Regions from separate parts of the Homo sapiens genome. Here region 2 is linked to region 1. Evidence: chromatin contacts called from ENCODE Hi-C or POLR2A ChIA-PET data. All regions are on one chromosome and are shown on one strand. The core of a region is the stretch at or near the end of the contact, and the rest is flanking DNA. Distances in the headings are between cores, read along the strand shown. Region 1 overlaps PIK3C3 (phosphatidylinositol 3-kinase catalytic subunit type 3). Region 2 overlaps PIK3C3 (phosphatidylinositol 3-kinase catalytic subunit type 3).

Region 1 (7,159 bases), core at 824-3,323:
TGCTCTGAATATCAAAAGTGTAAAATATAATTTGATTTTATACTGAAAATTCAGTGCCAATTTGGGATTAACTGGATTCTACTATACTATGCATAGGAACTATCAAGGTCTTTAGAATGTTCCTACCAGATCCGCAAGTGGCCTTTTCTTTTTAACTTTTTATACTCTACTTTCCCTGCTGCCCATCTCTTCCTTTGATATTAGGCCATCAGCCGTTCCTGCTTTCATGACCTGTACTTATCTCAATCATCATGTTTTCATCATCCAATGTCCCAATTTTAATCCACTTTGGTCTGATGAGGAAGGTAACTAATCTAATTAGAAATGTATAAAATTAGAACAAAAAGAGTTGGAATGATGTAAATGAGCTGTAACTGCAAAAATCATGGTAACTATCGTGCTGCTAAAAGGATTTTGTGCCTACAAGTTTGTAATTCTAAAGTCATCTAATTAAACCTCTTTTGCATTGTATGAATTCTTATCCTCATATCCCTGAAAGCTATCATCTCAAAAATTCGTTAATAAGAAGGTATCCCACCATCATCCAAGTTACCACGTTCCAAATTGAACAGTTCTAGGGCTACAGCAATCTTCCCTATTTTCCAACAAATTGGTCTCCCTAAAACTTTCACGCATTCATCCTGGTTATAGAATCCTCCTGTAACAGGCAAATTCTCCTTCTGTATGATGGCAATCTTTCAAATACCAGTTCTGCCAAGTCTTCACTTCAAGATTATATACCCCCAACCTGAAGAAAAAAAAAAAGAGTATACTGCCTAGCTCTTTCAGCAATTCAAACAAAGTGGATGCCCAACCCTACTCTACCCTTACCTTAGTTTTAAGATGTTAATATTCCTCATAAAATTCCATCAGAAACAGTGCCTAGATGCTAAAGTGAATTTATGAATCACTTTTAGGTAACGGAGGCAGTTATATATTACTTTGTTTAAAGAAAGTACATGATGTGGCTAACTCACAATTACTCTGAAGAAAAGTACTTTCATAAAAAAATTGCACAATAACTTACCATAGACATCTGGGGGTCAGGAACTTTCACTAATTCAAAACTTGTTAAAATTGGAGATGATTCATCACCGTCCTAGATTACAGAGCAATAATTTTTTAAAAAAAGAAATTTAATACAATAGGAAGCAGTATATGATGTACACATCAATGTATTTTAATTCTATTTGATGAACATCATTCTTCCCTTTAAAGAAATCCTTATCTTCTTCTAACAATATTATAAAATGCATGTCCACTTTGTACCTCTCCTTGGTTGATTATGAAATTGTTTTGAGAAAAACTCTAACAAAATTCTTACTAAAGTTTTAGAGGTATGAGGTCTGGAAATTAGATTGTTTCGAGTTGTTCCTTTTTTTTAAACTTCGTTCATATAATGACAGTGGATTTTTAAAAACGTGCTAATTTTCAAACTCAGAACAAGAAACCACAGACTATATGTAAAATGTGGCACAATGGATGTGTTGCATCATTTGCAAAAACTAAGTGGATGTTGGTAATTTTTCAAGGTATCATAATGGAGATCCATTCAAAGAAGCAGAATTTTAAGTGTAGGGTTAATATTACTCAAATTTACACACAGCTAGAGAATCAACAACGTTGTTTCTCAAAGGGACACCTGCTCAACATAATCTAAACTTGAATAATAAAATCAATCAATCAGTTTTTCAGAAATAAAGCCATCCTATTTTGTTGGTATTATCACCTTTGAAGAATGTTGGCTTTTATTTTTCTCCAATGTGAGAAAGGTAATTCAACATAAAAATGTCACTGCCAAATATACTGGAAAAAGGCTAAACTAATTAAGGTCAAAATTCACTTTCTCATGACTGTATATTTAGCATCAAGCTTTTCTGTCAATTTCCAAATGCTAGTATGTTTTCAATTTTAAATATGGGCAACAAACTCAAGAGAGACTGAAAGCGGGGAAGCACTGTAACTTTACTTCAGTTCAGTAATTGAGTCTTACAGAAAACCACAAATTCCCACAGCCGTTGTTTAACAGGCTTGTTCTCAGTCACAACACCAGAAAACACATTTATCAGCCTAGCTGTGACAAGTAATCTTCACTAAGGCTATCTGTCACAAGACAGGTGACAAGAAAGTCTATTTCCATTAGATTCAATACACTGGCCCAGCAATCTTTACACTAAGTGGAAATATGACAGGGTGGGTAGACAGGCATTAATTTATGAGCAATTTTCAGGAAGTGGTAGAAAGGGGTCAAGAACCTTTTCAAAAATACTTGAAATTCTTCTAATTTCTATTCTGTTATTATTTCATCTGCTATCAAGCTGTCTTTCAAAGGATCCTTCACATCTCCAGTGTTTGAAAGTACCATCTCCATTAGCATGTTTTTGCAATACAAACTCTATATGGGCAGAAAATACTGCCTTTAATGAAATGACATATAGTTTAAAATGTAAAATATGATTTTATTAAAATGCACTGGTGACAGAACAGTTTCACTCACATTTCCCTTGTTTTGATGTATTTTTTCTAATAAATTAATAAACAATGTTAAATAATCTATCCAAGGAGTACCATTTATAAAATAAAAGGCAGAAACAAGTTAACACTTCCTAGTCTTTCACTAACGTGAAAGGGATATGAGTTAAAGACAAAAATATGAACAGTAACTTGAAAAAAGATCATAAATAAACTGTAAAAACTCAAACCTTCATTATGAAAACCTTTCAAATAGTAATTTATAAAAGTATACATATTTTAAAAATCACTTGTGACAGCTTTAATAAACAACAATAAAATGTAAATTTAATTTAAAAGGACTGCTTCTAATGAACAAATACACTGCATATCAGCTTGGTCATATGCTAGAAGAAATATTAATCTACTACTATGCCATGTATCAAAAGTCTGTCATCATTTATGCTGATTTAACATTTGTTGACTATTAACACAATAATAGAAGATACTTTATGTGGTTTCAAACTATGCATACATTTTTTTTTATATTTATTTTAAATAAAGATGGAGTCTCGCCATGTTGCCCAGGCGGGTCTCAAACTCCTGGGCTCAAGTAATCTTCCCACGCAGCCAACCACAGTGCTGGAATTACAGGCATGAGCCACCACACCTGGCCTGCATACAATTATTTTCTGTAGTACTTAAATATATAATTATTTCTGTAGTACTTAAATGAAGCACCTTCTACAAGCATTTAAGGAAGATACTTTCAAGTAGGTACATAATAAACACAGAACTACTTTCTGTAGCATAATGGGCAGAACAAAGCAAATCTATAACTGCATATTTGTTATTACCCAGCCTGATGGTAAAATTGTCTTAATTTTGCATCTATTGTACAAATGGACATTTCTGAAGTATTTCATAAGTATACTTCAGTGAGGGCCACATATAGACATTACACATACACTCAAATAACAAACAGACTCTTAACTTTCAATAAATAGCCTACCACTTAGAAATATAATTTCCCCCTTTCATTTTTTAAATAAATAATATTAGTAAATGAAGCCATTACTTAGTGTCCTACTTGCCAATTTGCAGAACAATTAATCACAAAGTTTTTAATCACTTGCATACTTATTGAATTCTGTAACCCAGAACTGCATTACATGAGTGATAGGCTTTTGTAATCTTGTTGTAGTTATATGATTTGATTTCTGTATACATAAACAGCTGCTGCTGACAGCTGTCTGCTGCTACCCTGCAACCAAATAATTCATCCCAGCAGGAACAACAATATTTTTTTAATGTTTCCTCTCCCCTCTACTTTAGAGACCAAAAACAGTTCCAAGGGAAATACCTTTTCATAATAAACAATACCATATTCCTTATCATCACACTTGACACATCGAAATTCAACCATCAGGTACATGAAATTAGAACTTCGTTTTTCACTCTGAAAAAAAAAATGATTTTCATGAAAAATGATTATTTTCAACATTCTCTTAAAGGATCAGTATGTATCATTTTTCCTAATTCAGTAATACATGTATCTATCAAATACAAGTCAAAACATAACACATTTTTATTTTATTATATACATGTAGTGTGTTTTACACAGCACTATTATTTTATTATAGACAGCACTACTGTTTATTCAGTAGTGTCTACTATGCACTTATAACTGCTTTCTCAAATTTAACATTTTTGGTTTATTCAGTAGTTTGGGTTTATAATCTTGAAGGTATTTTGCACACATGTTCATGAGAACTATTTTATTTCAAAAATAAAAAGAATGGTTTTTCCTTCTAACAATTTTAAGCTAAGTTCACCCTTAACTTATATGACTAAACCATAGAAATCAATATGTGTAACAAAAATCAAAAGGAAGAAAAGTGTGCAACCTAAGAACAGAGGCCATTTGAGTTTACCAAGTATAGCCTTTACAAGTTTTTCGCAATTTATAAATGGTCTTAAAATGATTTGTCATTTGTAAATTTTTATCCACACTTTAAATATACTGCGGAATAATTACTTCTTGTTCCAACATAAAAAAAAGTTATTTATATAATTGTGTCCCCTTTAAAATAAAAAAGCAAACATGGTCACATGTCACTTAACGACAGGTGTACATTCTGAGAAATGCATCATTAAGCAATTTAGTCGTGTAAACATCATGAAATGTAAACACACAAATCTAGATGGTATAGCCTATAGCACACCGAGGTTATATGGTGTAGCATATTACCCCTAGGCTACAAACTTGTTACTTCAGGTTACTGTACTGAATACTGTGGGCAACTGTAACACAATAGTTAGGTATCTGTGTATCTAAACATACCTAAAAGAGAAAAAGTACAGTAAAAATAAAGTACTATAATCTTACGGAACCATCATTGTACATGTGATCTGCAGTTGACTGAAATGATATGATGAGGCACATGACTATACTAAGGTGATGATAAAGTGAAAATACAATGAAGTCTAAGCGGGTGATTAGCCTTGACCCAAAACACCTTTATAAATGGCTTTACATCTAAAACATAAAATCACCAGGCATGGTGGCTCACACTTGTAATCCTAGCACGTTGGGAGGTGGGAGGACTGCTTGAAGCCAGGAGTCTGAGACTATCCTGGGCAATATAGCCAGACCCTGACTCTACAAAAAATTTTAAAAATATTAGCCAGGCCTGTAGTCCTAGCAACTTGGGAAGCTAATCAGGAGGACTGCCTGAGTCCAGAAGTTTGTGGCTGCACTAAGCATACCAGTGTACTCCAGCCTGGGTGACACAGCAAGACCTTGTCCCCCAAAAAAAACAAACAAAAAAAAGAAATAATAAATGATAAAGGTCTGAAGAGGTTACTTAAATTCTTCAGCTTTATGAAGCATATTATAGTCTATTTTGTAATAGTAATGCGGTGGTAATGGTAATTTCTTTCAAAGAAATTAAAATGTAAAAATATGAAAAAGGCTGGGCAAACTCTAACATTACGTTTTCTATACCCAGTGATATCTAAGTTTAAGAAGAGAAAAATATAAGTTAGTATTATGAGTAAACTCTTTTTGAAATGTGACTATTATAAAAATTAAAAAGGCTTCCTTCCAGTTTATGTATATAGGAATGTATTATGAATAAATTTAGAAAAGGTACCAAATACGAGAATTGAATATAAATGTTGTTAAACATCACTACCTTTATTTTAAAATAAAAGAATAATGCTAAAATCTAACTTTTGTAATAGTTCACTGTAAAATTAAAAACTTCTCTCTTTCTACCTGCTGAAAATTATTTGGAGAATATAAATTAAGTAAGTTGTGCCTTATGGTCATTATAAATTAGACAAATCACAAATTGATGTCCTTCTCTCCTAATTTGATTAATATAATTATTGTTTCTGTTCTCTAGATGTGGAACATTAGGCCTAACATCTGGCATTTTAGAGCAAATATACAAAAAAGTAAACTATTCTTGTTACAACTTTTGGCAGGACTCTCATTGAAGCCATCTTTATTTAAACATACACACTGGCTCACATACAAGGTCAAGAAAAAAATCACCTAAATCATGTAACTTTATAGAGGGTGCGGAGTCCTATATGTAGTACATAGACAAGTAATAAATTAATTGAAGAGAGAACTTGCTGAAATGATTTATGGTAACTGAAGTGAAAAGCTGGCACTGTGCTGATGGAAGATTTATCCAACGCTGACTTGAACATGAGCTGATATGACAGAGAACACACCACTGAGGCATTAAGTCTGCATAGGCTTCACTCATATGATATTTAGAACATCTTTGAATATCCACTACCTACTTCATAGTTTGACATTACGTTAAAATATAGGGAAGGCTGATATCTCCAATTTTCCAGTTATTAGCATAGAATTCCCAGCTACAGGGGTTAACCCTGATAATCCTATATTTGTAAGATACCTAATAATAATTCTTATCAAAAAATTGTTAATTTAAAAATTTACAGAAAATATTTTAAAATAAAAGAGTGATATAACCCACCTCATTTATCATTTCTATTTCTCTAAATGTCAATCTATCCAGCCAATCTACTTTCACCATGTGTCCTTGTCGATGAGCTTTGGTGAGCTGCAGAATAAATACAATGACGAAAATTTTAATATACATCTAGTAGAAAGAAGGACCAAAAATGTCAGAATGGCAATGTACACTTCACATATGATACTTTCCTATACACAATAGAAACCATACGCAATTAGCAGGATAAGAAACTTGGCAAGAGACAAATCATTATTTTTTAAAGAAAAACAATTAAATTTTTTTTAAAAAGGTCCATAATTTGCCATATTTTGACATGATAAAGAATAATGAAGTTGTTCCTGAAATTATCTCCGTGTTCCTATATTTCTTGTATTTTGACTATTACAAAGAGATGAAATTATAATAATAGTTTCATGAATGGGAAATAAACCACTTTTTCTCTTTTCTTCCCATCTTTCAATGTATCTAACCAACATGAAAAAATGACAGTTACAGGTAATAAGGTATTTTTCTGGGTTTGCACATTAATACTCTAAGGTTTAAGCTCACACATATGCATGTATGCTTTAATTTTAGGCAACGGTGATAAAAGACTTCAATTTTCTAGAATAGCAGTTGGTAGAGTCCTGTGAGGTCTTACATACCAATCTAACCTTAGTTTTATAACTTTAATAATTCATTGACTCTTC
Region 2 (7,245 bases), core at 3,594-6,093, 56 kb before region 1:
GAGTTCTTAGCTGGATCATTTTCTATTTCATCTATATTTACAGGGTAGAATAGTTTGTCTGGTTTAAGTCCCCAAAAAATATCAGTGAAATGAAATCTGCGTGGCTCCTTCTTCTGCTCCATCCCCCATATCAAAGAACTGGACACAGATGAAACAGTGGAAGTCTGATTGAAATTCAAAACCACTTTAATCTAAAGCAGAATCTTAGACTCTAAACCTGCTTGGGCTGGCAAAGGAGTACAGAAAACAAAGGTATTGTATTTTGCAGAATAAGAAAAATGTTACTTGATTATTAAAAAATGCTCCATCAGCCATTGAAAGATTGGACAGTTATGTAAGAGAACCCAAAGTTTTCAATTTGAAGGCATAATAAACTCAAAATATACAATGGACAAGTCTTCATGACAGTCGAGGCATTTTTTAAACTAAAAACATTGGAATATATTTCCTGCACTGAACCACATTCAAAATTCACTTTGAACTATACAAAGTCTATTTATAACATATATGAAATGTAACTTAAAACCACTTTGAAATACAAACTCTCAGTAAAAATGACTAGAGACACAAACTTTTTAAAATTATTATAAATTGTTAGAACTTGAAGAATGCATTATACTTCTATTTGTCTTGACATACTCAGTCTCTCCTTATAGAATCTAATTTCATCCAAACCAAAACTAAAAACTTGAAAACATGTATCCAGTAAGAAAGATATAAAATGCTAACTGCATAATGTAACTGGATGAAATAATTACAGAGCAGTTAAGAAAAAATGAACTGCTGTTTTAATAGGAAAAAAATGTGCATCTTACTTATGCACGTTTTAGGGTAAAATCTTGGTTTTGAAAAAGCAAATCTGGAGCACCCTCTAGTGGAAAACTGTTAACAAAAGCTTAAAGCTTCTGTTTCTGAAATTTAATTCAATTTCCATTAAACAAGTAACTGAGACCTGGGCCAAAAAAGTGTATTACGCAGATTCTTCCTTCCAGTTTCACTCTTAAATACCCCCATCAAAACACACATACGCACACACACAAATACACACAAGGGCACTTTTCAAAGTATAACAGAAAAAGGTTTTTTACACTGTCTGATTGTTTATCAATTTCCAAAAAAAGAATCAAGTAGAACTTGTGAATATAAAATTACAGATGTAATACTACCTTTTTTTCCACTGGCAAATTCTTTTTTATTTATTTTATTTTTTATTTTATTATTATTATTATACTTTAAGTTTTAGGGTACATGTGCACAACGTGCAGGTTTGTTACATATGTATACATGTGCCATGTTGGTGTGCTGCACCCATTAACTCGTCATTTAGCATTATTTTTATATTAAAGAATTCCATTGTAGTTGTAAATGATTACAATCTGGAAAAAAATGGAATCATTTTGGTTGCTTGATTCTTGTGGTTAAAAGATTCAACCAATAAAAAAGAGCTAATGAAAATAACACATGAAAACTTCCAAATTACAATTCTCTCCAAATACACCATAATGTTTTATAAATATCCTCTGCTAAATGAGCAAATCAGCCAAGAATCTGCATGACACTCTGATTATATTCTTTTGGTCTTGGTTATTAAGGAGATTGACTGGCTTTGACACAGACATGACATCACCCATGCAAGTTCTAACAGATGATTTTTCATATGTAATAATTAAAAACTGAATATATGACATTCCAAATTATAAATTAATAGGACCATTATATTAATAGATTATTCTTGATGTATTATGTTAAATTATTATTATCACAATTTGGAGAAATACAAACAAAACAGAAAATGTTTTGAGAGACCAATTTAAAGAGTAACGTAAACATCTGCTTTCTGCAGAAAGCGGAAGAAACTTGAATTATTTAGCCCAGACAGGTTCATGGAAGAGCAGAAGTATTTATTCATCATTAATTCAACACTGATTTATTGAACACTTTAGCTAGGTGGTGTTCAAGGTCCAGAGGCATGGGGGTAACCCCAATGGACAAAGGTTCCTGCTCTCATGGAACTTGCATCCTGAAGGGGAGAAGATGATGATAAGAACTCAACAAGCTCTAGGAGAGCAAGGATTTCTGTCTCTTCTGTTAACTTTGGTATTCCCAGCATCTACTAGCTGTTCAATAAATAGTTGTTGAATTAAACAAAAAAGGTAACTTCAGCTAGTGATAAGTGCTATAAACAATACAGTAATAAGTAGAGAGCATTGGAGGAAGAGGGCAGATATGTTATTACAGATCAAGGAGTTAGAAAGGGCTTCTCTAAAGAGATGCCATTAGAACTTCAACTTAATAACTAAAGTCAGCCCTGCAAAGATCTGAATAAATAACTTTCCAGAAAGAGAAAACAACAAAGGCTCTTGTCTGAGGCAGGAGTGGTTTGACATTCAGACAAATGGCCTGCCTGGACAAGCCACAAGGCCCCAATAAAGGGTTCAGGTTTCATTCAAATTGTTTAGGCAACATATATTGTTTGCTTCAAGTGGGGTCAAAGTAGTAAAAATGAAGACAGTGGGTAACTTCATGATCTATTTTGGAGTTGAGGAGTAGACAAGATTTGCTAATAGGTTCAGTATATGAGATGAGGCCAAGAGACATGTTAAGAATGACTTTGAGGTCTAGAGCTTGAACAACTGGGTAGGTGATGTTGCTATCTATTGAAATGGAAAAATGAGGTGAGAAACAGGTTTTAGGCAGGTAGTAGAGGAAAGGACAACCTTTTACAACTGGCCATATATAATGACAATTTCAAGTAAGCAGTTCGATATTTCAATTTGAAGTTAATGAAATGGACTGAGGTAAAAAGCTGTAAGTCTGGAAGCTGTCTGCATAAAGATAAATACATAGGGCTAAAGAGTTGTCAGGACAAAGGGGACTGAGAATGATTATCCCATAGAACTCCAAGGGGAAAAGCAAATAATTAAAGGTAGATATTAAAGTGAATTAAGCACACTTTGTAAGAGAAAGGACATTTTAACAATCTAACTAGAGCTATACAGTAAGAGACTAAGCTACTTGTATCCATTATTGGCTTTCCATAAAAAGAGGCATTTTCCAGTACAGAAGTGTGGGCAAAATGACCATCTGTAGGATTACTACTAAAGCAATTCTTAAAAGGGAAAGGACTTTCCCTAAATGTTCTTCCAAGGTAACATTTAAAGGAATTTTTAAGACTCTCTGATTTATCTTCAATTACGCAACTCATCTTTTTTTTTTTTTTTTTCTAAGATGGCGTTTTGATCTTGTTGCCTAGTCTGCAGTGCAATGGTGCAATCTCGGCTCACTGCAACCTCCGCCTCCCGGGTTCAAGCGATTCTCCTGCCTCAGCCTCCTGAGTAGTTGGGATTACAGGCATGTACCACCACGCCCGGCAAATTTTGTGTGTTTAGTAGAGACGGGGTTTCTCCATGTTGGTCAGGCTGGTCTCGAACTCCCAACCTCAGGTGATCCACCCGCCTTGGCCTCCCAAAGTGCTGGGATTACGGGCGTGAGCCACCGCGCCAGGCCGCAACTTATCTTGTTAGTACATAGATTCAGGGGTAAAAACCATGGGCATATACAATGTATGTCTACTGGTAGTCATTAATTGTTACCTGTTTTTGTTAGCAAAAGGTTATCCAGGTGCCTGTCTCCAACTCCAAGTATATAGGTGATCACGCAATATCCAGCTGCAGTAACAGTTAAAAAAAATATGTGAAAACAAATGCAAACCAGGTTATACATTCTACTGAATATAAAAGCAGTTTGTGCAACTTTAATATCAATTTGTTTTCTAATGTCTCTGGTTTCTCATCTGAATTCTCAAATATGCAATCTTCATGTCTGTCACTTGAAACTCAAAGTACTATTTAAAAGAGAAAATCTTGTAGAATTCTGTTAAATTACAAAAGTCACTTGCATCAAAACTTAAGTTAGGTTCAGGAGACCTTAAATTATAACATGGGCCTAGCAATTCTAATATCAAATTGGACACAGTTAAAAGTCAACCGTCAATTATCCCATAACTCGTAACCATGTTATCTGTAAGATAACATAAGTAAATGCAGGGTTAAATTGTTTTTTAAGTCTGTGGAAAAATAATCTTGAAATGGAAGCAGATAGAAAACCAAATGCATTCATTTGAGTGGTAAAGACATTTATGAAGTTAACACAATAATCTTCTAAAGCATTAAGAAAAATTACATGATCAAGGCTAAAGGCAAAGACATTGGCTCTAGCTGTATTCTGTTATCTTTTTATTCTAAAAAAAGTCTGGAAATTTAGCATTTATTGAAACTACTTAAACAGAATTTAGCAAATAGCACCCTTTTGGAGTTTGTTTTTTTAACTATGTTTATTTCTACCATTAATAACCTGACAACAAACACAACTTGTAAACATATAAAACTATAGCAATATTTACAAAAACCTGTTTATTTCAGCCCATGTGTAAAAACAAGATGGGACCACCTGTTAATGAACTTATAACCCTGTTCAAATTCAATAAATAATAAAGTTCATTTGACTTAGGTTCTGAAGGCCATTCCAGAAGTCCAAAAGCAACTTAAGCAATGGCATAATTATTGGAAAAATAGTATTAATTAATAATAATCACAGTTACAATGTACTGAAGACTAGGCTCTTAGCTAGGCATATCATATTCATCATTTCTAACCTGTTTAATGATGCCAGTTAAGTAGATAACCATCCTTCAAATGAAAAACTTCAGGCTCCAAGAATTAATAGTATTGTTCAAAGTCACTGGGCTGGGATTTGTGTCCAATGAAATGTAAGCAAATATAGATGCAAGGAAAGCAGTTTTAAGCAAGCGGCTGACTCAGCTAGGAGGTTAGCCCTTTAGGCCTTTTCTCCTTCCTGTCTAGATTGCGACATGATGACTGTAGTTGCAGACCATAAGGAAAAGGGCAAGAGAATCACAGAGAAACACAGAGCCTTCACCTGGTCCTAATCACCTTAAATAGTTAGAACAACAGCAATTTCTTATAACTAGTTTTGTCACAAAAGAGAAAATAAACTCTTATGATTAAATCACTATAGGTACATTATGTTAACTGCAGCTAAATGCAATGATAACATTTAGTGGTCCACTGAGGAGGACTTAAAGGGTATCTAGATGAAGGGAGAATAAACTACAGCCTGATGGTCAAATCTGGTTCCCCTCAGTTTTTGTAAAGTTTATTTGAACACAGTCATACTCATTCATTTACACACTGGTTTAAGCATTACAATGGCAGGGTTGAATGGTTACACAGATCATCTGACTTGAAAAGCCTAAAATATTTACTATCTGCAAAGCTTTAGAGAAAAGTCTTACTCACCCTTGATCTAGAGCATTGCTACACAAAATGTGATCCCACAGACTGGCAGTATCACTATCACTTGAAAGCTTATTAAATATGTAAACTCTTCAGCCTTACTTCAGTCCTACTGAATCAGAATTTTTAGGGGCAGCAGCCACAATTCCATTTTAACAAGCTTTCAAAAATTACTATGCACACCAAAGGTTGAGAAGCCTTCTCTAAACTCTAGTGTATTGATGAACATAAGAATCACCTGAAAATCCTGTTAGAATGAAGATTCTGATCACAGAAGTCGGGTAAGGCCCAAGATTCTGTAATACAAACAAGCTCCCAGGTAAAGTCAATACTGTGGGTCCACAGATCACACTTTAAGTAGCACTGCTCTAAAACTGCCACAATACATGCAATTTCAAAAATGACTACAGACTCCCCATTGAAAAATAACTAAGTGACTTACTGAGGGATATTAAATTTGATATTCCTAAAGAGAAACTAAGTACAATACCCTGAGAACATATGAGAACTTAGTACACTTAGGTTCTCTAACATGTGATTCGTAGAAATCTACCTGCCACTCAAGGGTACTAAACTACCGATAATGTGCATATGAAGACAAGCGAAATTCCTACAATTTTGAAAAATAACATCACTGTACATCAGTGCAGCTGAGTTGTTCAATCCAGACCTACTTACTATTCCCATTTTTAAATTATAAATTACAGTTAGTTTTTGTCACTATTTACTTTGTTTCAAGTTTAGCTATCTCTATAGAATACTGATTCACCTGTGTTGCAACAGTTAATTCTGACCTAAAATTTTCATGTAACTGGATATACATGAATTATGCTTAATCCTAACGATAAAGCAAAATATTTCTATAAACTACTCATCATCAAATTTGAGAGTGCATTTCATTGTTATATGGAAATGCAAAAATAAGTAAGGGTCTTTTGCCCTGGCTCAGTGGATTATGGTCATAAATACGTTGGATGGTCATTCTGATAAACATGTTTAGTCAAGTGAAATATATGTATCAACATATGGCCATATTTAATAGTAAAGATGAAAATTTAGAGTGCTTCAATAGTTTAAAGTGTCAATACTCAGTAGGGCACTTTAAACAAGGCTACATCCTGAAAAATAACAACAAAACATTTGAGGTAAGAATGGGATGATCCTCAGAAACGTTGAGGAGATAACTAATACTCAGAATGATTTAAGATGACCTGAAATAAATTTGCTAGAAAATTTTTAGGGAAATTGATGTTATTCTTTAACTATACAACAATGGAAACACTATTTCTGTCCAAGAAAATCTTGTCAAAACAATGTTGTTAGTTTTTTTATTCCATGTGAGATACAAAACATCTTGAAATTGTTTTTATAAAAAAACTTTGACTTAAAGAAAAATATAAAGACAAATAGACCACTGATCCTATTTCCCTTTACTTAGTAAAGATATGTGTGTATGTGAGAATAAACAGTATTCCCACATTTAGCTGCATGATATACACTTGAGACTTTAGATAATCTGGAAAAGATGTCACCAAAACTATTATCAATTTTTTTCTTACACCCTGCAAAAACATTAAAACATTATTTTCTAAAATGAAAGTTACACAAAAACAGATTATTTTGTCATACAGGAAGCCATACAGAAAACAGAAGGCTCTTCTAGATGAAGAGAAGGCCTACCATTAAATCACTTACAGAGGAATGAATACATGTGAAATGTTGGAAAAAAGGGGAGAGATAAGATATAATGTGAATTTAACTGTCCAATAGGTAAGATAATTTAAATTGCTATTCTTTCCCCATGAAAAAGCCAGTCATATTTTCAGTAGCTCTTGGGGGGAAAATGGACCACTATACAAAAGACACAATGGTACGACATTAAGCATGTACCTGTAACATACCATTCTGATAATTTTACTAATGAGCAGAA

Evidence for each region. Hi-C counts contacts between places; a loop is a spot of excess contacts on that map. ChIA-PET counts read pairs that join two places held with the same protein, here RNA polymerase II (POLR2A). Pooled maps may share reads with other maps.
Region 2: a loop to region 1 is called in a map of esophagus muscularis mucosa, with 4 times the contacts of the local background. The contact joins two enhancer-like sites. A Hi-C loop is called at or near these places in 4 of 168 maps with a recorded cell type or tissue (CD4-positive, alpha-beta T cell, esophagus muscularis mucosa, heart right ventricle and 1 more) and 1 of 50 pooled maps. POLR2A ChIA-PET finds 5 or more read pairs at or near these places in 2 of 52 experiments (MCF 10A and WTC11).

Annotation. Positions count from the first base shown.
Region 1 is chr18:41,987,210-41,994,368 of GRCh38, reverse strand. PIK3C3 (phosphatidylinositol 3-kinase catalytic subunit type 3) reads right to left here. Exons shown (of 25, transcript NM_002647.4): 5 at 6,471-6,557; 6 at 3,815-3,910; 7 at 1,028-1,099. Among named protein-coding and RNA genes, the nearest start is that of PIK3C3, 36 kb to the right of the region's middle. Within about 2 kb of position 2,073, at least 2 of the 41 ENCODE cell types and tissues checked have a DNase peak (open chromatin) inside an H3K27ac peak, as active enhancers do.
Region 2 is chr18:42,045,954-42,053,198 of GRCh38, reverse strand. It overlaps PIK3C3 (phosphatidylinositol 3-kinase catalytic subunit type 3), which reads right to left. Exons shown (of 25, transcript NM_002647.4): 21 at 3,594-3,668. Among named protein-coding and RNA genes, the nearest start is that of PIK3C3, 94 kb to the right of the region's middle. Within about 2 kb of position 4,843, at least 3 of the 41 ENCODE cell types and tissues checked have a DNase peak (open chromatin) inside an H3K27ac peak, as active enhancers do.